Regions from separate parts of the Homo sapiens genome. Here region 2 is linked to region 1. The links are chromatin contacts, found by Hi-C or POLR2A ChIA-PET in ENCODE. All regions are on one chromosome and are shown on one strand. The core of a region is the stretch at or near the end of the contact, and the rest is flanking DNA. Distances in the headings are between cores, read along the strand shown. Region 1 holds the start of FN1 (fibronectin 1). Region 2 holds the start of MREG (melanoregulin).

Region 1 (6,182 bases), core at 1,797-4,296:
CATGTCTTACTGAAATGGAACCCAAGAGGTCTCTTGGTTCTACTATGTACAGAAACACACACACTCATAAATGCACACACACTCATAAACGCACACACATCAAACACTGATTCCATCTGTGCTCATACCCGTCTTTAAGAAACACAGGAACCAGTTGGGTGACCACTTAAGAGTACCTGGTCACCAGGGGCAAACCTCAAAGTTCGGAATATCCAGTCATGGATAACAGAAAATGACAGTGATGGTAACAGAGAAATTCATATTTGATATTTTGGCATCATTTTACACAATCTCTTCCTTACTTGCGATGGTACAGCTTATTCTCCCTCGCCCAGCCCCGATGCAGGTACAGTCCCAGATCATGGAGTCTTTAGGACGCTCATAAGTGTCACCCACTCGGTAAGTGTTCCCAGTGTACTTGTCAAAGCAAGTCTCTTCAGCTGAGGGGAAAAGGAAAGTCCATGTGAGCCTCACTTAGGTACAAGCTTTTCTAGTTCACTAATCCCCTCTAAAGGAAAACCCACTTCTCTATTCCACAAGTAACATGGTACACCTCAAAGAATAAAATGAAGTGAGAGATACAGATTTTTATCCTAAGCTCTAATAAGGCCATGGTTTTTGACCTTGACATATTGTCAAATTTTCTGTAAATTATTCATATTGTAGAAAAATCTCAGGCTCTTAGGAAAAGGCCATATAAAGTACTAACTTATGACAGAGCTAGATTTGTGAAGGGTTTCACATTCCAATCTCTGACTCAGAAAGTCAAAGCAAGGTTCACATAAAAAGCAAACGATTGGCCGGGCACAGTGGCTCACGCCTGTAATCCCAGCACTTTGGGAGGCTGAGGCGGGTGGATCACCTGAGGTCAGGAATTCGAGACCACCCTGACCAATACGGTGAAACCCCGTCTCTACTAAAAATATGAAAATTAGCTGGGTGTGGTGGCATGTGCCTGTAGTCCCAGCTACTCAGGAGGCTGAGGCAGGAGAATTGCTTGAACCCTGGAGGCAGAGGTTGCAGTGAGCTGAGATAGTGCTACTGCACTCCAGCCTGGTGACAGAGCAAGACTCTGTCTCAAAAACAAAACAAAACAAAAACAAACAAACAATTCGAAGATCCCCACCTCCCACAAGGCCTTGACAGTTGTTAATCCTATGATTTCCATTTTCCCCTGATCAGTGCTTCTCTGACAGAGTTGCTATAATTTATGAGAAAAATATCATTGGTCCTAAAGGAATGAGAACTTTGAAGTGGCTAATGGTTTTGTGTTAACTGCCGCTGACAAATCATTTTACGATGTAAGTCCCCAAAGTGTTTTCTGGCTCATAAACTAACAGTTTAAGATTTGAGACTGCTTTCTAATAAATTAAAATTTTATAAGCAATTTTTTTTGTCGGAGGACACACAAAATCTTTCATTTTTCTCATCAAAAACTTTGGGAGAGTAAAGCAAAAAGAAGACTCTAGGAACTAATTTGGGAAAGATTCGTTTCTTTGTTTTAAAGGTAAAAGCATGTGAAAAGCAAATATAAGCAGTTTTTAAACTTAAGAGGAAATGACAGGTAATTCTATTAGAAAAATGGTGTATGTATTTTTACTTACTAATGCAAAGTTTAACAATTACCACTTCATGTATTAAAAGATACTAACTATGGGGCTTGTTGTCACTTACCTTCAGGTTTACTCTCGCAGTTAAAACCTCGGCTTCCTCCATAACAAGTACAAACCAACGCATTGCCTAGGTAGGTCCGCTCCCACTGTTGATTTATCTGATAGTGTTTTCCATTGTCATAACAACCGGCTGCAAATAATTGAAGGAAAACGTTACATTTGCATTTCTCCTTTTCCCAAAATTATGGAATTTTCTTCATGTGAATATTGACGTACATATTTTTTTCCTTTTAACTTTGCTAAAAGTTATATACAATGATGTCATTTCCATCTGGCCAGGGGTCTACATAAAAAAGTTGGAAACATTTTGGAAGGCAGACAATTGAAGTCACATTTTTAAAACATGCAAGGAACTTAAATATTCTTTTGGAGTAATAGTCAAAAAGGACAACTTTAAGCAGCTTTCTCAAAGCAAAAGGAGGGTGTGTCTTTGAAAAACGGAAAGAATTCCAACCTCTGTTCTTGGTGAAGTATCCTGAGCGGCCCTAAAGAGGTCTGAACCAATTACATCTCTTCCAAGTTAGTTAGAAACAAGACAGCTATTTCAATACCCCCTTTCCACCCCCATGTTGAAAATATTTGACCAATTATTTAACAGAAGGAAATAAGTAGCAGTAAGGACCACACTAATCCCAGACGGAAAATTTATAGACATGCATCATTTTTCTCTTTAAAGGCAAGTTTTGGTTAATTCCTAGAAGGACAATCTGAACGTGCAGAATTTATTAGAACACGGGAAAGTCGCAGAGTCCTCGTCCTCCAATGCACGGTCTTATCATCCCAGGCCCTCAGAACCAGCGTGCTCAAAACTCGGTCCTTTTGTGTGCACAGCTGGTTTCTCTCAGTAAAGCGCGCACACACTCGCACACACGCGCGCGCACAAAACTTCAGCCCCAACTTTGGTCGGCTTTAGGGTCCCATCCCTGAGGCAGCCTGTTTCAGCCCGCGGTCAGTACTCACGCTTGCTTTGACTGACAGCCACCGGGGACTGGGGCTGAACCATTTGCTGAGCCTGCCTCTTGCTCTTCGAGGCTCCCGTGGAGGGCACCGCTGTCCCCAGGCACTGGACGGCCAGCAGCAGCAGCCCGGGCCCCGGACCCCTAAGCATGTTGAGACGGTGGGGGAGAGACGCCCGCACCGGGAGGCAAGTTGCCACCAAGTTTGCTTCCCTTCGCAACCTGCGGGAAAAATCCCTTCTAATGCCTCCCGGGGGTTGTCGCCTCCAAGAAGGTGGGGGCCAGAGGGTGGGGAAGGGGACGGGTGGAGGGACAGAAGGGATGCAGAGGACCAGAGAAGTTGTGGCTGCAGGTCCCCTCTTCCCGCTCGCGCCTGGGGTTCCCTCTCCTCCCCCTGTGCAGCACAGCCGGCGCGGGCGTCCGAGCGCCGGGAGCCGGGGCTTATATGGGACGGTCCCCTCCCGCCCCTCTGGAGGCCCGGGGCGCGGGGGAGGAGAGACCCGCCGGGCTGTCCCCGCCCCGCCCCACCCCACCCGCCCGCCCGCCCGCCGGCCGCCGCAGCCGACCGCGCGCCGATTGGCCCGGGCTCCGGGTGACGTCACGGGGGACTGTGGGTTCGCAGCGAACAAAAGAGATGCTGATGGCCCGCCAGGACTGGGGCAAGACAACTTTTTTTCGGTTTCCTTTGCGGTCATCAAACTTTTTAGGGGATGGGGGAAGGGATGGGAAGCGGCTGGGAGGAAAGGGAGTGGCTGGACTTGTGTGAAGCGAAGGGGTTGCAAGACGCTCCCCCTTCCCTTTTCTTTTTTATTGGGGGTGGTGGTAGTGTTTGAGGACATTGCGTCACCTCTCTTCGGGGTGGAGGGGGGGAATCTCTGCTTATAGGAGTGTATTTTGTGAGGAAGAAAACCCATAAAATATCCACGACCTTGCAGCTGTTAAGAATCCAGACTTTTCAGTCCCAGGGCGGGGCTGCCTTTCCCCCCATCCCGCTCCCTTTCTTTGGACTAAAGGGTACTGACTCGGGACTCCCTTATTTTGTCTTCACAGCTCCCTGTTCGGACTTCTTCCCTTCTCAGCGCTGTGCCTGTCTGGCTCTGAGAAAGGGCCAGCGGGCGAACGGGGAGCAAAGGGGAACAGAGACCTTTAATGAGCTTCTACTAAGTACCGGGAGTTCCGCGGGGCGCTTTGCAGATCCCGGGGAAGTTCAGAGAATGAAGTTTTCTTTTGCAAGGACAAAGTAACAGTTTACTTTTTTACACATGCAGGAAAGCCTTCCTTTCCTGGGGATGGGACGCCCGTTTCCACTGAAAGTGAAATCACTGTGAACAACCTGAAAATTGGAAAGTTGGACCAGCTGTGGGGAGAGAAAGGTCTTCGTGTCCTTTCCCACGTTCACCGTGCCAGTTACACACAAAGCAGAGATTTTTTTGCTTGAATCATTAAAAGCCGGGTGGGTGGGGGGCACCCTATGTACTGTCTTGCCCTCCTTCGGCCCCTTTCTCACATTTATTTGCCATTTTCTTTTTGCTGACAAGTTCCATTACAGAATGCCCCCTCCATCCCCCGCCGCCAGATTTTTTATATTTCAATTGTTATTTACTCCAAGAGTGTGGAAAGTTCTCCTTTAAGATTCCCCCGCCTTGAACTCTAAACTCAGAGTGGAAAGGGAATCTGAAAAGTCTCTCATTTAGCAACACATCACATCAGTCCTTTTTGTCAGATAAACACAGGCACAATTGCTTTTAAAGATCTTCAGAAGGAGGAGTCCACCACTTCCACAGTAGATCCAGAGAGACCCGAACTGAATGCTTTGCCTTCTCCTTGTGTTAGGAGTTCAGAGGTTCCATTTGCTTTAAAACACAAGAAGCTACTAATAAAATATATTTATTTCGGCAAGGTACCTATTTTCTCCAAAAGTTTCACCTTCAGTAATTGCCACAGGAGTAATTAGAACTCTGTGTTCTATAAAATGCCTGACACATTAAAGACACAAAATTAGCATTTGTTTTTATTCATGCAAGGATTTAAAACCAAACCAAAACAAAGCAAAACACCCAGCAAATATCAGTTTCCTACAAATAGTGTAAAAAAACCTCTTGAGGAATCTTTGTGACCCACACTCCAAATTGAAAGAGTGCCATGGATTTCCCCAAATTTAGAATCCTGTCTGGGTTAGAGGATTTTTTTGGAATTTCTCATCACTTGACAAAACAGTTTTCTCTTTTCAAATATAAAAGAGCTCCTTGTAAAATGCTTGGTAAATTTCTGGGAAGCCGAGTGTTTCTTCCAGAGGGAAGGATACCTGGAAATCCGGATGTAAGCAAGATAAACCTGTAGCTAAAGCTTTCTTAAAATTCATTGATTCTGGGGGAAGGAAATAAGTGATTAGAAAAGTATTTGGTCAACCAAAACCATGATAGTTTGATATATTTACTGCACTGAAAATACACTAGAATCATATGCATAGTGGAGCTTGAAGTGGAAAGCCCACCTTACATTTTGGAAGAAACTTTTATATTTCAATCCCATAGATATCTAATTTATTTAAGGAAACAGGATATCTCTGTCTCATAAGAAAAAAAATAACATCTGACTGATTTTTATAGGAATGCTTGGGAGTTTACTCTTTTACTTGAAAGGTTTTTTTTTTTTTTGCCTTTTTTTTTAAACTTTAGAAACAGAGGCGTTTCTTAGTTAAGATAACAGGGCTTACTACAGTATTCTTTAATTATCAAGGTCCCTTGTAACTCTAAGTCTGTTATCTCTAATTGGAGAGATAATTAAATCTTAAAGACCACTCTGACTCTAATTCAACCAACGTGTGTGGTGTCCAGGATCGTTGGACTTCCTTAAGAATTCTATTTTATCCAGGTGGGTTCTTCCTCAGTAAATTGTATTCTCCTATTGGTAGGAAATACTCTTGGATTTCTTTCTTTCTTTCTTTTTCTTTCTTTCTTTCTTTCTTTCTTTCTTTCTTTCTTTCTTTCTTTTTCCTTCTTTCCTTCTTTCTTTCTAAAACTGTATTCAGAGAGAGAAATGTGACAAAAAAAGGGAAATCAATAGAGACAGAAAGTAGATTCATGGGTACCCAAGTTTATGGGCTGGGAACAGGAATTAACTGTAAAAGGGCACAGGGAATCTTATTGAGGTGATGGAAATCTGTGTTCTAAAACTACATTGCAGTGATGACTGTACAATTTGGTAAAAGCTTCAAAATTCTGGGGATTATACACAAAATGAGTGAATTTTACGGTATGTAAATTATGCTTCAATAAAGTTGTTTTTTTCAAAAGTTGATTTTAAAAATTAGTATTTGTTCTTTTTTACTCTTAACCATCTCCTGATTTTGGTTTCAAAGACTTGCTCTCAGGTAGCAGCAACATACACAAGGCGTCCTCATTTCTTCATTTTTCTGAGAGGAAGTTTGCCTTGAATATAGTAGTGGATTTCTTCTACACCAGTAACTCCTTCTGAAACCTACTATTTGTGTGAAGGCATATATGTGGTAGAGACAGAACAAATCTTCATTTAGGACTGTGCCTTGTTTCTT
Region 2 (6,182 bases), core at 2,431-4,930, 580 kb after region 1:
ATCACTGATGGAAGAAAGCCATGCTGCAAAAGTGAAATAATTACCAATGCTTTGGGCTCACACATCTTTCAAAAGTACTCTGTAATGGGCTGAATAGTTTCCCCCCAAAAGATATGTCCAAGTCCTAATCCCCAGTCACTATAATTATGACCTTATTTGAAAACAAGGTCTTTGCAGATGTAATTAAGTCAAGGATCTTGAGATGAAATCATCCTAGGTTTTAGGACAGACCCTAAATCCAATCACTGGTGTCCTCATAAGAGAAAAGAAAGGGAGATTTGAGACACAGAGGAGAGACACATCAAAGATGAAGGGAGGCAAAGACTGAAGCTGTGTGGCCACAAGTCAAGGAACATTGGGAGCAACCAGAAGCTGGAATCAGTGAAAAATGATTCTCCCCTACACCCTTTGGAAGGACTGTGGCCCTGCGGAAACCTTGATTTCAGACTTTTGGCTTCTAGAACTGTGAAAGAAAAGATTTCTCTTTTTTTTTTTTTTTTTTTTTGAGACGGAGTCTCGCTCTGTCGCCCAGGCTGGAGTGCAGTGGCGCGATCTCCATTCACTGCAAGCTCCGCCTCCCGGGTTCACGCCATTCTCCTGCCTCAACCTCCCGAGTAGCTGGGACTACAGGCGCCCGCCACTACACCCGGCTAATTTTTTGTATTTTTAGTAGAGACGGGGTTTCACCGTGTTAGCCAGGATGGTCTTGATCTCCTGACCTTGTGATCCGGCCGCCTCGGCCTCCCAAAGTGCTGGGATTACAGGCGTGAGCCACCGTGCCCGGCAGATTTCTCTTGTTTTAAAAGCCACTACGTTTATGGGAAGTGGTGGTGGCAACCACAGAAAACCAGTGATTACATACTCCAAGTATTTCTTTTAATTAATAAGATGAAATTTTGAACCAAAAGTCACTCACTATTTTACAGACAAATGATCAATGATCGGCCAGGCGCAGTGGCTCACGCCTGTAATCCCAGCACTTTGGGGAGACCGAGGCAGGCAGATCACGAGGTCAGGAGATAGAGACCATCCTGGATAACACGGTGAAACCCCGTCTCTACTAAAAATACAAAAAATTAGCCGGGCGCAGTGGCCGGCACCTGTAGTCCCAGCTACTCGGGAGGCTGAGGCAGGAGAATGGTGTCAGCCTGGGAGGCGGAGCTTGCAGTGAGCCGAGATCATGCCACTGCACTCCAGCCTGGGCAACAGAGCAAGACTCCGTCTCAAAAAAAAAAAAAAAAAATAGTGGTGATTGTTGCTTAACTTTGTGAATGTACTAAAAACTACTGAATTGCATACTTTAAAAAATTTTTAAATCAACTAAAAAAAAGTTTTCAGAACCAATCTTCAGATGCCTTGTATAGGAAAGAACCTGCAGGTACCCATATACACACACGCCACTGTTCCACGTATCCATTAATAAGCTGTTCTTCCCAAATATTGTTATATGGAAATGGTGCCAGAATGACACCAAACCACATGAGACCAGTCCACTCATACCCACATGCTCAGAATAACAATGATAATTAATAACTACAATTTATTGAGTGTTAACTATGTGTCACACTCTATACTAAGCACTTTATATGTATTATCTCCTTTCATCTCTCGTGGCAAACCTTTGAAGTATGTACTATTATCATCCCCATTTTACAGATGATGAAATTGAGGCACAAATAATTTTAATAACTTGTGCCAGGTTACCTAGTTGGGTGAGCAGACTCATTCCAGGCAACCTGATTCACAAGCCCTATGCTACTCCGCTCCAATTGACCCTGGGGCTTCTTAAAATCACATGCAAAATTCACTGACTTGTATTCACTGGATAGAAGCTAAGACAGGAGAGCATCTAAGATTTTAAAACAACCAGAACTATTAACTGAAACAGCAATCCTGGACAGAAAACTGGAAATACTCAAGCCTCTGAGGTTGAAACTAAGCTCAAGTCTGTATTTCATGTTACTAAGAGCCCTGACAAGTTCAGTGTATAACCTAAGCATAAAATTCTAGATTGCAGTTACCCACTACCTATTAGATTAGAGATAGATTATTCCATTTCTCCCTACACACAATAATCTAAAAATCTAAGTGGGAGTGTCATTGACAAGAGCAATCAAAATCACTGTATATTGTGTGTATGACTTTATATATATAATATACATGAGTTACATGTTTATATACATGTGTGCTTACCAAACAGCGAGGAGTAGATGGTAATTTCTAAGTACTACATCCTAGAAGAGGAAGATGGATAAGGGCAAAGTAATCAAAGAAGATTGCTTGAGAAGGCCTTGAAAATAGCTTTTGGGAAGGAGGAGCAAGGATAAAGGTCACCACTTGAGGGAGGGTTGGAGCCAATGAGTGGATTATTCCCACGGCCGCAAGGAGTGTACACTGTTTAATGTACTGGAAAATCAGAGTGGACAGGCAGGAAGGGGTTATGTAAGATCTCCAAAGTCAAGGGGGTGTTTGGACTTGATAGAGTAAGAAAAGGTAAATCATTCCTTAGAAAAAGTTGTGCAAGCTGTATTACGTGAGTTTCATACTTCAAAAGAAAGAAACCCTGGCTTTAGTATTTGCTTACTCAACCCTGGAATTCCACCTGAAATACTGTTTCCTAATTCCATTTTAAATATTCTGTTTCTGTCATGTCTACCCCTGAGGCATGACCTAGTCCAGCCTCGATTTCAGCAAACTCAAGATAGAAAATGATTGCTTAAAATCACAGCCCTGAACAAAACTGGGCTGGTATGGTCTCTTCACAAAGCCTCTTAGCTTATTGCTAATGAGCATTACATTTCCTCACACTTCATAGCTTAACCTGTAATGAATCAACATCCTAGTGAATAGGCTGCCCCTTGATGAAACATGCATTTTTTTCATGTGAAAAATATTTCCTTATACTCAGTCACTGGAATCGTCTTCGTTGGGTAATAAAATTGAATGAGAAATAGACAACTTTTTTGCTGAGTGGCACAGAAATCCACAGTCGCCCGTTTCACTGTAATATACCGATCAAATACCCAGTCACAGTTGTATTTTATCAGACCCCTATGGAAACTTCTGATCAACTTCTCTCCCTTACTTCCCTGCCCAGGTAGGACACCCGAATTCTTGGCACTTTGCACAGACATCCAGCTGGGTCTCAGGTGTCTCCGAAGATTTGTGCTTTTCGGCAAAAATCTTACTCAAGGAACAAACCCAAAACATCCCATAAGGAACCAAGGGGCTGAGATGGCGCCTCCGCGTGCCCTTCCAGCAAGCCCACCTCCCCAACTCACACAAGCACACAGGTGTCCACACTCTCGGCGCCCGGCTACGGCCCAGGTAAGCCCAGATCCCGGCCCGGGCGGCGCACCCACCTGACGAGGGGCTCCTTCTCAGGCAGGGCGCGCTCCTCCAAGCACTCGCACCCGCAGCAGCAGCACACGGTTCTCAGCCAGTCCCTCAGCCCCATGGAGAGCGAGGGCCCCCACCGGCGCCGGAAGCCTGGGGCCGAGTCGCCGCGGCGAGCGATCGAGGCTGGGGCGCGGCCACCGCGCCAGCGTCCAGGTGCGGGGACAGCGGCAGCCCGGGCGTCGCGGGCTGGTCCGCGCGCATCACGCCGCGGCCGGGGACGCGGGCGAGGGCTGCAGGCCGCGCGCCCTCCTCTCCTTGCGTTTTGTTTGGGGCGTGAGTTTTCTTCGGGCTTTTTTTCCCCTCTTTTAATTCCCCGAGCGCAATTTGGGGCGCATGCGTCCACGAGACGCCCCGCTACCGCCCTCTAAGGGTGAAGCAGGGACTCCAGCCAGTCCTCAAAATCCCAGGGCACCGGAGGCTGGCAGCCGGGCTGGGGGAGGGCGGGGAGGGGAAAGCCCTGGAGCCACAGAGCACGAGGTTGGGCTGAATCTATTCGTACCTTTTATTGGCTTCACTGCGCGAGGAAATTAAAGATCCTCCCCCACCCCTACAGGCCTTCAAAGCAGAGTTTTGGGCATGTTTTTGATGTCAGCTCCACACAGAGTAAAAGTTACCAAAAGAGCATGGATTGATGCATATCGGCGTAGGGTTTTTTTTTAAATAATATATTTACAATGATTTGAAAAATTGTTTTCAAACCTCCTAGTCCTTAAATAGCCCCTATTTGTGAGGCAACCACTTGTGAGTTTCCAGAGCTATTTATATATAGTTGTATTTATTTGTGCTTGTACAAACTTGTTAATATATGTGCCTGTCCTCATCCCTTTGACCCAAACAGCGGCATACTCCACACATTTCTGCACCTGGCTTTTTTGACTCAGTGTATCATGGAGGCTGTCCCTTGTCAGCGCGTGGATATCCTCCTCTCATTTTAACAGTTGCATGCTAAGCAGTTTTAAGGATGCCCACATGTTACTTACTCAGACCCCTATTGATGGACATATGGGTGGATTCCGGCCTTTCATTATTAAGATAATGCTGCAGTGAACATTCTTGAACCAAAGTATTTGAACACGTCTGCAAGAATGTCTATTGGATAGGCCGGGCGCGGTAGCTCAAGCCTGTAATCCCAGCAAGTTGGGAGGCCGACGCGGGCGGATCATGAGGTCAAGAGATTGAGACCATCCTGGCCAACATGGTGAAGCCCCGTCTCTACTAAAAATACAAAAATTAGCCGGGCATGGTGGCGGGCGCCTGTAGTCCCATCTACTCAAGAGGCTGAGGCAGGAGAATTGCTCGAACCCGAGAGGCGGAGGTTGCAGTGAGCCGAGATCACGCCACTGCACTCCAGCCTGGGTGACAGAGCAAGACTCCGTCTCAAAAAAAAAAAAATAAAATTAAAGATATATATATCTATTGGATAAATGTTTGGCAGTTGAATTGCTGGGTCATTGGTCAGGTGCCTTTTTAATTTTGATGGATCTTGCCAAATTGCTCCCCAAAGAAATAATCCGAATTTACTCTCTGACCAGCAACATATGAAAGTATCTACTTCCCTATACCCTCGCCAAATGCAAGGTTCAATCTAAAGTTTTGTCTTTTCCAGTCTGATTTATTCAACAAATATTTATGGAGCATCTCATCTGTTATGTGCTGGGTATTTTCTAAGAGCCGGGAATAAAGCAGTGAATGAAACAAATACAAATCTTTACTCTAATGGAGCAAACGTTCTAGTGGGAAGTCAGACAAAGTATTATTCAATATGTTAGGAGTCCATATGTACTATGGAGAAAAATAAGGCAGGGAAGGGAATAAGAAGTGCCAGGGAGAGCGGGGTGTGTGTGTGCACGCGTGTGTGTGCGCGCGTGCGTCTGTGCGTGCGTACGTGTGCGCGCGCGCGTGCGTGTGTGTTCGTGTATGTGTGCGTGTGCGTGTGTGTGTTGGGTGGAGGGGAGTGATGCCTGCACTTTTAAATGAGGTGGTCAGGGAAGGCCTCGCTGAGACTGTGACATGTAAGAAAAACTTGAAGGAGGTGAGCAAGCTAGCCATGATATCGCCAGGAAGAGTATTTCAGGCGGAGTGAATATGGGCAAAACCCCAGAGGAGGGAGAATGAACTATAGGGTACCTGTGGGAGAATATGGACTCTAGGGGCCCTAGAGAGAAGGGGGCCATGGAAAGGGAAGAGTTATAGGAGATAGCGGAACACGGGACGTTGCAGGACATTGATTGCAAGGACTCTGGATTTTGCTCCACATGAGCTGAGAAAATCTTCAGAGGTTTTTGAGTAGAGGGAACGATATGGTCTAACTGAGATGGTAATAGGATCCAATGGCTGCTGTCTTGAGAAAAACCTAAGTGTCAAGGGAGATGTATATGGAGGCCATCCTAAAGGTCCAGGTGACAGATGACAGTGGTTTACACCAGGGTGGTGGGTGGTAGCAGTCGAGGTGGTAAGGAACGGCTGGACTCTAGCTGGAATTTGAAGGTAGAGCCAACAGGATATGCTGAAGGATTGTAAATAGGGTGTGAAAAGAAAAGAAAAAAGTGAGTCCCAAGTTTTGGATTTATAAACTTGGAGGCTGAATCTCCACTGGCTGAGATAGAGGAGTGTGGGAGGAGCCGGTTTGGAGGGTGAGGAGGAGGAGCAAGAGCTTATGAAAGTGTCAATCCTCATGGGCGGTGTATTATTTTTAAAAGTGTCTTACTACACATAGGTTTGTCCTGTTCCAGCTACAGTGTGAGGCTGAAGGGACTTATCAAGTACATAATTCATTGAAAGGC

The links. Hi-C counts contacts between places; a loop is a spot of excess contacts on that map. ChIA-PET counts read pairs that join two places held with the same protein, here RNA polymerase II (POLR2A). Pooled maps may share reads with other maps.
Region 2: a map of Caco-2 shows a loop between it and region 1 (5-fold over the local background). The contact joins the promoter of MREG here to the promoter of FN1 in region 1. A Hi-C loop is called at or near these places in 2 of 168 maps with a recorded cell type or tissue (Caco-2 and esophagus squamous epithelium) and 7 of 50 pooled maps. POLR2A ChIA-PET finds 5 or more read pairs at or near these places in 1 of 52 experiments (endothelial cell of umbilical vein).

What each region holds. Positions count from the first base shown.
Region 1 is chr2:215,433,022-215,439,203 of GRCh38, forward strand. It overlaps FN1 (fibronectin 1), which reads right to left and starts at 3,047. Exons shown (of 46, transcript NM_212482.4): 1 at 2,634-3,047; 2 at 1,675-1,803; 3 at 303-440. The coding sequence starts at 2,781. It overlaps FN1-DT (FN1 divergent transcript), which reads left to right and starts at 2,670. Exons shown (of 2, transcript NR_187198.1): 1 at 2,670-3,288; 2 at 3,898-5,924. RefSeq lists an enhancer at 359-1,558 and silencers at 3,071-3,130, 3,141-3,230.
Region 2 is chr2:216,009,871-216,016,052 of GRCh38, forward strand. MREG (melanoregulin) reads right to left here and starts at 3,681. Exons shown (of 5, transcript NM_018000.3): 1 at 3,363-3,681. The coding sequence starts at 3,457. RefSeq lists enhancers at 2,736-3,503, 6,128-6,182 and a silencer at 3,476-3,885.